Regions from separate parts of the Homo sapiens genome. Here all the other regions are linked to region 3. The links are chromatin contacts, found by Hi-C or POLR2A ChIA-PET in ENCODE. All regions are on one chromosome and are shown on one strand. Each heading gives the region's core, a stretch centred on a gene start or an enhancer-like site at or near the end of the contact. The rest is flanking DNA. Distances are from core to core; before and after follow the strand shown. Region 1 overlaps NEDD4L (NEDD4 like E3 ubiquitin protein ligase). Region 2 overlaps NEDD4L (NEDD4 like E3 ubiquitin protein ligase). Region 3 overlaps NEDD4L (NEDD4 like E3 ubiquitin protein ligase).

Evidence for each region. Hi-C counts contacts between places; a loop is a spot of excess contacts on that map. ChIA-PET counts read pairs that join two places held with the same protein, here RNA polymerase II (POLR2A). Pooled maps may share reads with other maps.
Region 1: a loop to region 3 is called in a map of endothelial cell of umbilical vein, with 6 times the contacts of the local background. The contact joins two enhancer-like sites. A Hi-C loop is called at or near these places in 24 of 168 maps with a recorded cell type or tissue (GM12878, HCT116, IMR-90 and 18 more), 10 of 37 single-sample maps with no recorded cell type and 34 of 50 pooled maps. POLR2A ChIA-PET finds 5 or more read pairs at or near these places in 3 of 52 experiments (AG04450, BJ and HEK293).
Region 2: a map of chondrocyte shows a loop between it and region 3 (4-fold over the local background). The contact joins two enhancer-like sites. A Hi-C loop is called at or near these places in 37 of 168 maps with a recorded cell type or tissue (CD4-positive, alpha-beta T cell, CD4-positive, alpha-beta memory T cell, CD8-positive, alpha-beta T cell and 25 more), 14 of 37 single-sample maps with no recorded cell type and 34 of 50 pooled maps. POLR2A ChIA-PET finds 5 or more read pairs at or near these places in 2 of 52 experiments (MCF 10A and naive thymus-derived CD8-positive, alpha-beta T cell).

Annotation. Positions count from the first base shown.
Region 1 is chr18:58,138,956-58,142,054 of GRCh38, reverse strand. The region is part of intron 1 of NEDD4L (NEDD4 like E3 ubiquitin protein ligase); the gene reads right to left. Among named protein-coding and RNA genes, the nearest start is that of NEDD4L, 96 kb to the right of the region's middle. Within about 2 kb of position 1,299, at least 2 of the 41 ENCODE cell types and tissues checked have a DNase peak (open chromatin) inside an H3K27ac peak, as active enhancers do; they include body of pancreas, where a contact is called at or near this core.
Region 2 is chr18:58,175,928-58,179,012 of GRCh38, reverse strand. All of the region lies in intron 2 of NEDD4L (NEDD4 like E3 ubiquitin protein ligase), which reads right to left. Among named protein-coding and RNA genes, the nearest start is that of NEDD4L, 130 kb to the right of the region's middle. Within about 2 kb of position 1,666, at least 7 of the 41 ENCODE cell types and tissues checked have a DNase peak (open chromatin) inside an H3K27ac peak, as active enhancers do; they include stomach, where a contact is called at or near this core.
Region 3 is chr18:58,320,291-58,323,385 of GRCh38, reverse strand. NEDD4L (NEDD4 like E3 ubiquitin protein ligase) reads right to left here. Exons shown (of 31, transcript NM_001144967.3): 7 at 900-961; 8 at 52-154. Among named protein-coding and RNA genes, the nearest start is that of MIR122HG, 120 kb to the left of the region's middle. Within about 2 kb of position 1,250, at least 13 of the 41 ENCODE cell types and tissues checked have a DNase peak (open chromatin) inside an H3K27ac peak, as active enhancers do; they include body of pancreas and stomach, where a contact is called at or near this core.

The DNA of each region.
Region 1 (3,099 bases), core at 50-2,549, 180 kb after region 3:
AAAAAAAAAAAAAAGAAAGAAATTTTGGAAGGCAGTGGGGTCGGGGGGGTGGGGTAGACAAAACCCACAGTGCCTGCTCCTTTACATTTCTCTGAAGTTTGCCATGACCCTAAGCTCCTACTTGGCTTTCACAAAACAGCGTTGTTTTCACAGCTCCTGTGAGTTTCGTCAGACAGTAGCTGGGAATGCAAGAGCTGAGCCAGGCTTATGAACCACAGGCATGGATTCTAAGATTATTTCCCATTTTTAACTTGAAATGTAGAAATTGGAGACAGGCAAGGTATACTTTTCAAATATTCCTTTTAGCTACATTCAATGTAAATGAGACGCATGCACATATATAATACATGCATTCTTAACACTAGTCACATAACATATACGTACATGAAAATATTCATGACACTAGAGGGAAAAACAGAACTTCTTCATATGAATGATGAATTCCTGATTGTTTGTACACAATCCTGTACACAATCAGGAATTCAAGGCCTGCTTTCAGAATAGGAGTAGGAACGACTAGACCAGAGTAAACCATCAACACATAAAGTTTTTTTAAAAAAAACAAAAAAAACCCAAAAATTGTCTTTCAAAGGAATCAACATTTTGCCTTATTTCCATCCCAGCCCTGGTGATTAAAGGAATTTTGTTTGATTTTATTCTGTAACTCAAAATGACTTTTTTTAAATGTCATCCTAACAAACCATATGTGCCTGTCTGCAGTAACACTGTAGCAAGAGTTCATATTTTCTCTAATCTGAATAACTTATATTGTGTTACCCCATAGTTGCCTTGTGTAGGGACAATAAAAGGTGCTTTATCTACCACATCCCCCGCCAGGTAATGACCTCCAACACCAGTAAGGAGGGAGCTCTCCAACCCTGCTGATGGTTAACACGAACCAGGGCAGCCACCCCGTGCTGGGTGCCCATGGCGTGGCCAGCCCAGTGGAGCCACATCAGGAAGGTGTTATTAATATTATCCTCCCCTCCACCTGAGGACACTAAAACTCAGAGAAGAGAAACAGGCCTGGCGCTGGCTTCTGACTGGAGAGCTGGGTCTCAAACCCACGTCTGTCAACTCACAAAACCCCACCATCCCCCATCACTCTTATCAGAACCATATTATTGACAACGTGATAGTTATCGGAGCATAATGAAATCCTCAATGCTTCCCTCTAAGGCCTCTGATAATCTCAGAAAAATGAGCAACAACTCGGAGCAAATGCCACAAGGCCACTCCACTGGCTTTACCTCCAGCAGAGCCATAAGAGTGGCCAAGGCCGACACAAAGGTTTAATTCAGCAGCAGAACTCTGCCACCAACAGGACAGATGACACCAGAAAGGCACTCCTCCTCTGAGAGAAACACTGCAAATACACCACGTTATGGAAAGGAATCCTCCACTCAGAAATGGACAAAAGAATCCACTCATTACTATAAAGGAAGCAACCTGATTGGCATTTTCACAGCAGGCAGCACCAGTCTACATTTTTATAAAATGACAAGGGGACACACTATGTATTTCCTCGTGCTGGTGGCCCTTTGTGGGGCAAACAGAGGGCTAATCCTCCACTCAGAAATGGACAAAAGAATCCACTGATTACTATGAAGGAAGCAACCTGACTGGCATTTTCACAGCAGGCAGCACCAGTCTACATTTTTATAAAATGACAAGGGAACACATTATGTATTTCCTTGTGCTAGTGGCCCTTTGTGGGACAAACAGAGGGCTTCTATAAAGCTTAGGAAGTATGATTTTAATCACCGGGCAAATTCATAGGTGGAGGCTTGAGCATTTCCTTTATCTCTGTACCAGAATTTCCCAGGTATACACTCCCCAGCATGTCATCAGCCCAGCAGCTGCAAGACTGCACGCTCTGTCCTTAGCTAGATCGGGGCCCTCTGGGACTAGGTATAGGTATGTCATTGCTCCAGTCCCCTTCTGGATGTTCCAAATCTAGTCCAGGCCACAACACCTCTCCCCTGGATTCCCTGGGAAGCCCCCTAAATTTGGGTCCCTGCCTCTATTCTTGACCCTTCCAGTACAATGAGCACTGAACCAATGTCCATCAGCAATGCAAGCAAAATATAAATCTGATCAGGTCACATCCCTGCTTGAAATGCTAAGTCTAGGAGCCTTAACATAACCTACAAAGCCTCCATCTCACCTGCCTGACTCATCATCCTCGCCTCTCTCCACTCCTGCCTGCCCCCACCTGCTCAGCTGTAGCCACCCTCCCCTTTTAGGGGGTTCTACGGTGGTTTCCTGAGCTTCCTCCCTTTGGGAGGTTAGCAAAGATGAACACAGCTGATTCGAAGTCAGGCTCCTCAGGCACAGCTGCCTCTGCTCGGCCAGATTTCTATGGCTCTACCAGAATGAAGAGTGACTTTTGCTGTAATCATGTAACACAGACAAAAGACATCCTCCACCCTTCTTCTGTCCCTAACTACCAACACTGGAGTTAGGGGATTGTCAATTTTTACTTTGCTTTTTTCTGTATTTTGTTTGGTTATTTTTAACAAACACGCATTATTTTAAATATATTTTTCTGATTACAGAGTTGATAGAATGTTGATAGGATTATCAACATTCCTAATAATCCTAAAGTTGATAGGATTATCTTGATTGTATCAGCCCAATTTTTTTCCCTGCCAGCAAAACAGAGTTTTGGTTCATTAAGTATTACGTCTCCCAAAATATGTAACTGAGGGTACTGACAGAAATGTATCTGAGGGTCTCCTGTATGGGGCGGGGGTCGGGGGAGGGGTTGGGAGGGAAGAGACAGATAATAAGGAATCCTATTGTGGCCAAATTATCCTCTCCTCCCAAGTCCAGCCCTAGACTATGCATGCAGTCAAAGACTACAGAAAACAATCTCTCAGTTTTCTAACAGAATAACACAAGTTTAATCTGTATTGTTAAATGGCCAAGTATATTAAGTGATCAAAAATAAGTACAAGCATTTTCGTTTGAAGGATTATATCAGGTAAAATAAAGGCAAGGCACTGAGGACCCAGAATGTCCAGGCATGGGCCTTAGGCTGGATGATTCATCCAGGGTGGCTGAAATGAGCCAGCGTGGTCCCGGCAGGGCTCCAGG
Region 2 (3,085 bases), core at 417-2,916, 140 kb after region 3:
TATCATTTTCCTACTAGGAAAAAAAACAAAACTGCGATAAAGCTGTAAGACTAGCCTAGTTTGATTTTTCTACCAGCCACTCCCAAACTTGAAACGCAGTATTTCTTCCACATGTTTCTCTACTTTCCTACCATGAACGCCTAGTTTTAAGCATCTAAAAGTCACAGAAGCTTAAAACAATGATCAATCAGTTCTTCAATAGGAGACACACAATAACATGCCTATAACAATGACGGATAAAAATGCGAACAACCCTTGAAGTGTATTTACTACACATTCCTATGCCAGAAGGAACGTTAGCACACATTCATTAAGAATCCAGGCATATTTTCTATCCCTTGTGTTGATATTATACAGTAGGAATGCCAATCCTTTTAATAATTTACGGAGGAGTTACACATTGCAGATTCCTTATTAAACATTACTTACACTAAGGTCATAAGTCCAACGAATATTCCGTAGCGAAAGTGGGCAATATTTTAATTGCAATACACTCATCTAAATTATGTCTGCATCTGTTTGTATGCATTTAATTCATCATTATTTTTCATGCATTTATTAACACAAAGCAGTGAGAGCGTTTTCTCTAAGGCAAAAACATTTCACAATTGCATTCATTTTTAGACCTTAAAATTTACAGTGGATATCCAAAAGCTTCATACGCTGTATTTTAAGCATGTTACCCTTGAATGGAAAAGAAAATAAATAAAAAGCTACTGCACTATCTAGGAACCCCATTCCCTGGCCCAGAAAGTCAATGCTAGCAGAATTAGTCTGTCATTGACCGACCAGCAGCAATATGAAAGAGTTTAATCTGGAAACCATGACAAAATAACACTGACACTCCCAGTTCTAAATATATATGTTGTAGAAAATCAATGGCTTATAACATCAGAGGTTGGCAGACTGCAGCCCGTGGACCATCAGCTCACACACATGCCCCTTTGTTTATGTATTGCCCAAGGCTGCTTTAGTGCTATGTCAGAGACCATCAGTCCTGCAAAGCCTCAACTACTTAGTATCTGGCTTTTTACAGGAAAATAAATAAAAAAGCTTGTTAGGCCCTGATTTAGATAACTACCTATAGCATGTAGGAAAGGTTTTATTTACCATTTAAGAATTTGCCAGTTCACTTAACTTATAAATAACCTTTAAAATCTTAGCTTCCAGGCTTCTCCCCCAAATAGAATTATTCAATAATTTTATAAAGTCGATGACAATGTTTCTTAGCAAATGAAGTAATACAACATTGGCAATACATATCTGAGAAAGACAACATTCTGGAGTTCCAAAGATGTTTCCCAAATGGATTCAAGATTGTGCGTTTTTAAAAGCATGACTTTTGGGTAGAAGGGACATTGTTACCTTCAATAACACAGATGCATAGGAGGCCCCAAGATCACCAGCCTCACGGCCTCCCCAAAGCTGCACCCACTGAGGATGGGGTGGAGAGCCAGTCCTGTCTACAATGGGGAGAACCATTAAAAAGGTTCAGAGAAACGAGTCCCTTCCTCCTGGGGTGGGGACGCCGGCAGCCACGCTCCAGCATCCTAATGCACACCTCTCCCTACACAGCACCTTCTGGCTGTGTTCCTGAAGGCTTGGTTGGTAGTTCAATTTTTGTTAAATAAATATTTTCCTCATTGTCTTACACATTCAGAACTGCTTTCATTTCTGACTCATCTCAAGTTGGCAACCTTCCCTTCCTCATACTTGAGCTTCTTACACTCTTTCTACCCTTCCTCCCCGCAAGAAAAGGAAAACAGAGGAAGACAGTGAGACAAACAGAATGCACTAAGACAAAGACTCCAGATTCAGGGCACGGGCGTGGGGGCACAGGCAAAGACAGCGGAAGATAAAGGAGAGGAAGGAATGAGGAGGGGCCGGCGGCTCAGGGAGAGGTGCAGGAAGGGGCCAGGGGCTCAGGACACAATGTCAGGCAGGGGATCCAAACTTCACCAGCCCTAGGACTGGCCTCATACTTTTGGCCCTATTGGTGCCTTTGTATCTATGTCAAAATGCGACCCCAGCACTCCTCAGCAGCTTTTTAATTTAATTTTCTAGGCTGCACTCTGACCAGATTAACAAAATTTGTCAAACATCTATGTGTCAGACACCTTCCGCTTCCTAAAAAACACATCAGATTCTCTGCCCTACAGACTCAGTGACCCCAGCATCATTCTAGACTGAAGAAAACGAGGGCAAGAAGTCTTGTAGTTTTCCTTCCACTCTGTCAAAACATTTGGTAAAGCAGAGGTGTCTTTGGTAACAGCAAATATCCATGCATCAGGAGTCAGGGCAACGTGAACAAGGTTCCACAGTAGGGACTCTCACTAATCTCACAACATCAGGGAATGGTACAGAAAAGTGACCTGTCTGGCTGGACACAGTGGTTTGCACCTGTAATTCCAGCACTTTGAGAGGCCAAGGCGGGAGGGTCACTTGAGGTCAGGAGTTTGAGACCCACCTGGGCAACACAGCAAGACAACACCTCTATAAAAATTTTTAAAAATTAGCTGGGCATGGTAGTGTGCCTGTACTCCCAGCTACTGGGGAGGCTGAGGCAGGAGGACTGCTTGAGCTCAGGAGTTTGAGGTTACAGTGAGCTATGATTGCACCCCTGCACTCTAACCTGTGCAACAGAGCAAGACTCCTGTCTCTTTTTAAAAAGGGTGAGGAAGAAAGAGATGAGGGGGGAAATGAAGCAAGGAAGGAAGGAGGAGGAGGAGAGAGAGAGGACGACAGAGTGAATGAGGGAGGCAGGAGAGAGGGACAGGGACAGAGAGGAAGAGGGAGGGAGACAGGGGGAGAGTGAGAGAGAGAAAGAAAGCAGTCTAGTTTGCTCTTTTATTTACCAAAACTGGAGTGGGAGAGAGAAAAAAGCTTATGTGGAAATGTTTGTAAACTGATCATATATTCCCTGCATGCTCACTTAGTGTATACTGAACATGGCACAGTCTTTGCTCAGTGATTCCGGATCATTAGGAAGATCCATTATTGTGGCGATGGCTATATTGCACAGCAAGCCTCCCGCAGGATGGAGATTTGCCAGCTCTGTGCATTTACCCATCTGCCATTTCCAATG
Region 3 (3,095 bases), core at 1-2,500:
ACATGAATATGATCTCAAGGCAAGGAGAGAGGCCTGACGCCCTCCACGTACCTCCATGTCATCCCTCTGGTCACTGTTTTCTTCATCTTGACCTCCATTTTTTGGCATATAGGCCATTTTCAATCGCAAAAATCCCTTAACTCGAGACTTATGACTGCACACATAATGGAAGAAAATTGGTTAGAAGGGTTGTGACTTCAAAGGACACTTAAAATCGTCTTCAGCAAAAGCCAACCACCACAGCACGCAGGGCAGGCATCCCCACCCACCCATACCCACAGCACACAGGGCAGGCATCCCCACCCACCCATACCCACAGCACACAGGGCAGGCATCCCCACCCACCCATACCCACAGCACACAGGGCAGGCATCCCCACCTATACCCACAGCACGCAGGGCAGGCATCCCCACCCACCCACACCCACGGCACGCAGGGCAGGCATCCCCACCCACCCATACCCACAGCATGCAGGGCAGGCATCCCCACCCACCCACACCCACGGCACGCAGGGCAGGCATCCCCACCCACCCATATCCACAGCACGCAAGGCAGGCATCCCCACCTATACCCACAGCATGCAAGGCAGGCCTCCCCACCCACCCATATCCACAGCACGCAAGGCAGGCATCCCCACCTACACCCACAGCATGCAAGGCAGGCATCCCCACCCACCCATATCCACAGCACGCAAGGCAGGCATCCCCACCTATACCCACAGCACGCAGGGCAGGCATCCCCACAGCATGCAGGGCAGGCATCCCCACCCACCCACACCACAGCAAGCAAGGCAGACATCCCCACCCACCCATATCCACAGCACGCAGGGCAGGCATCCCCACCTATACCTACAGCATGCAGGGCAGGCATCCCCACCCACCCATACCCACAAGCCTCACCTTCTTGGTCTGAGGAGAAAGTCCTTAAATGTATAGGGTCGCTCCATGGTTGGATCTTCTGTCTGTGGGGAAAAAACAGTAAATTAAATTTTAATATTCCTAATAATTTCATGTTTTAGATACAGGCAACTGGATTACAGAGAATATATTTTGAATTTTAGAATGTGGCACCGCTGAATGTGTTTCTTCACTTGGTACCTGACAGTCCACGGAACTGATCTACTAGAGATCCACTAGATGTCACTATCCACACCGGGTTTTAGGAGCCAGCCCCAGCCACAGACAAATGACAAAATTACAGCTGTCATTGCCAAGTAAAATTTCTAACTGCAGGGTGTGGCCTCAGTCTCACAGAGCTGATTCACTTCGGAGAACCAGCGGTCACCAGTGCCTTGCTATATGCCTGTGACTCGAGACACATATGGGTGGAGTAAACAGAAGAATATACAAGATTTAATCTTTGAGGGAAACTTTGTTTTTTGTATTAAAATCTCACAACATCAGCCTAAGAGAATTGAAAGACTATCTCCTGCACAGAGATCACCCCAGGAAGCAGCACCGATCAACCTTCTGCTGAGGTTCAGTTCATGAAGCTATGAGTACAAGTGGAGTATTTGTTCATTTTTAAAGAAATCAGTGTTCATTTGATTGTGTGAAGTTCATTGTGAAGTTCCTACCAAAGCAGGAAATTGGATAAATAAGTGTGACTATTTCATTAATCTTTAAATACTATATATTCAGTAAAACCTCAAATACCTAGACCCTTCAATTAAACACAATTTCAAATACTTTTATAGCAAGAGATAAACCAGTCCAGTGATTTACTGTATCAGGTTTGTGTGCGCGTGCATGCACACACATGTATGTACGTATGCACTGCTATTTGAAATGTTATCTGTTTATGTCATTCTCTGCTTTAAACTCTCAATGGGTTCCTACTCCTCTCATAATAAACTGAAAATTCTTTCCTATGACTTAGAAGACCAACTATAATCTGGCCTTGAATCAACTTTAACCTCATTGGGAACCAGTCTCTCTCTTCCTTCCTTGTACTCCCAACCATCCTGTCCTCATCTGCCATGGATGCAGATTATATGTACTGCAGTAGGGCCCATGCACAGGCAGGTCCCTCTGCTGGACAGCTGACTCTGGATGGCATGGCTGTTTCCACTTTGCCATCCAAGTGTGAGATCCCAGGTCTCATCCTTTAGAGTTCCCACCATCAGCCACCCTTATCACCCCCCATCCTATCGTCCTGCTGTATCTTCCTCATATCACTTTCTGAAAGTACCTGTTCATTTGTTGACATACTAGTTTATTATCCATCACTTCCAGAATGTAAGCCCATGAGAACAGAGACTTGAATTTGCTCACCATTGGATCACCGGTGCCAAGAACATTGCCTGGCACCAAGTAGGTACTCACGTAAGCACTCAATTCATCTGATCTGTAGTAAACTATGGAGGCTCTCAAAATTCACTATCATTGAATGAAGTAAATTATATTTTCTAGACTGTTCTTATGAGGCAGTAATAAACATACATTTTGAAAATATTTTCTACCAAAAGGTTTGTAAATATATATAAGGAAATAAATGGATAATTTATTAAGAAAACTATTGCTGGTTTTCCTTCCTTTTTTCATTTATTAAACCAACATTTATTTATTTAATTTAGAGACAGGGTCTTCTGCTGTCCAGGCTGGAGTATAGGGGCACAATCATAGCTCACTGCAGCCTCAACTTCCTGGGCTCAAGTGATCCTCCCACCTCAGCCTCCCAAGTAGCTGGGACCACAGGTGTGTGCCACTATGCCTGGCTAATATTTTTATTTTTTATAGACATGGGGGTCTTCCTATGTTGCCCAGGCTGGTCTCAAACTCCTGAGCTCAAGACGTCCTCCTGCCTTGGCCTCCCAAAGTGCTGGGATTACAGGTATAAGCCACCATGCCCTGCCAACCAACAAATAATTTGAGAGCAATATTATGTCAACGACATGTGGATACAACATGGTATAGCAGTCCTTATGGTTACAATTACAAGGGAAGAGCCATCATGTCAACAATCCACTAGAAGCTAAGGCAGAACAAATTCACTGACACAGAGAGGTTACATTCTGTGAGACTTGGGGTACAGGGAACAGACGGACTCTGACTTGGAAATCAAAATGGTTTTGGATGTGGAGTTCAATACAATAC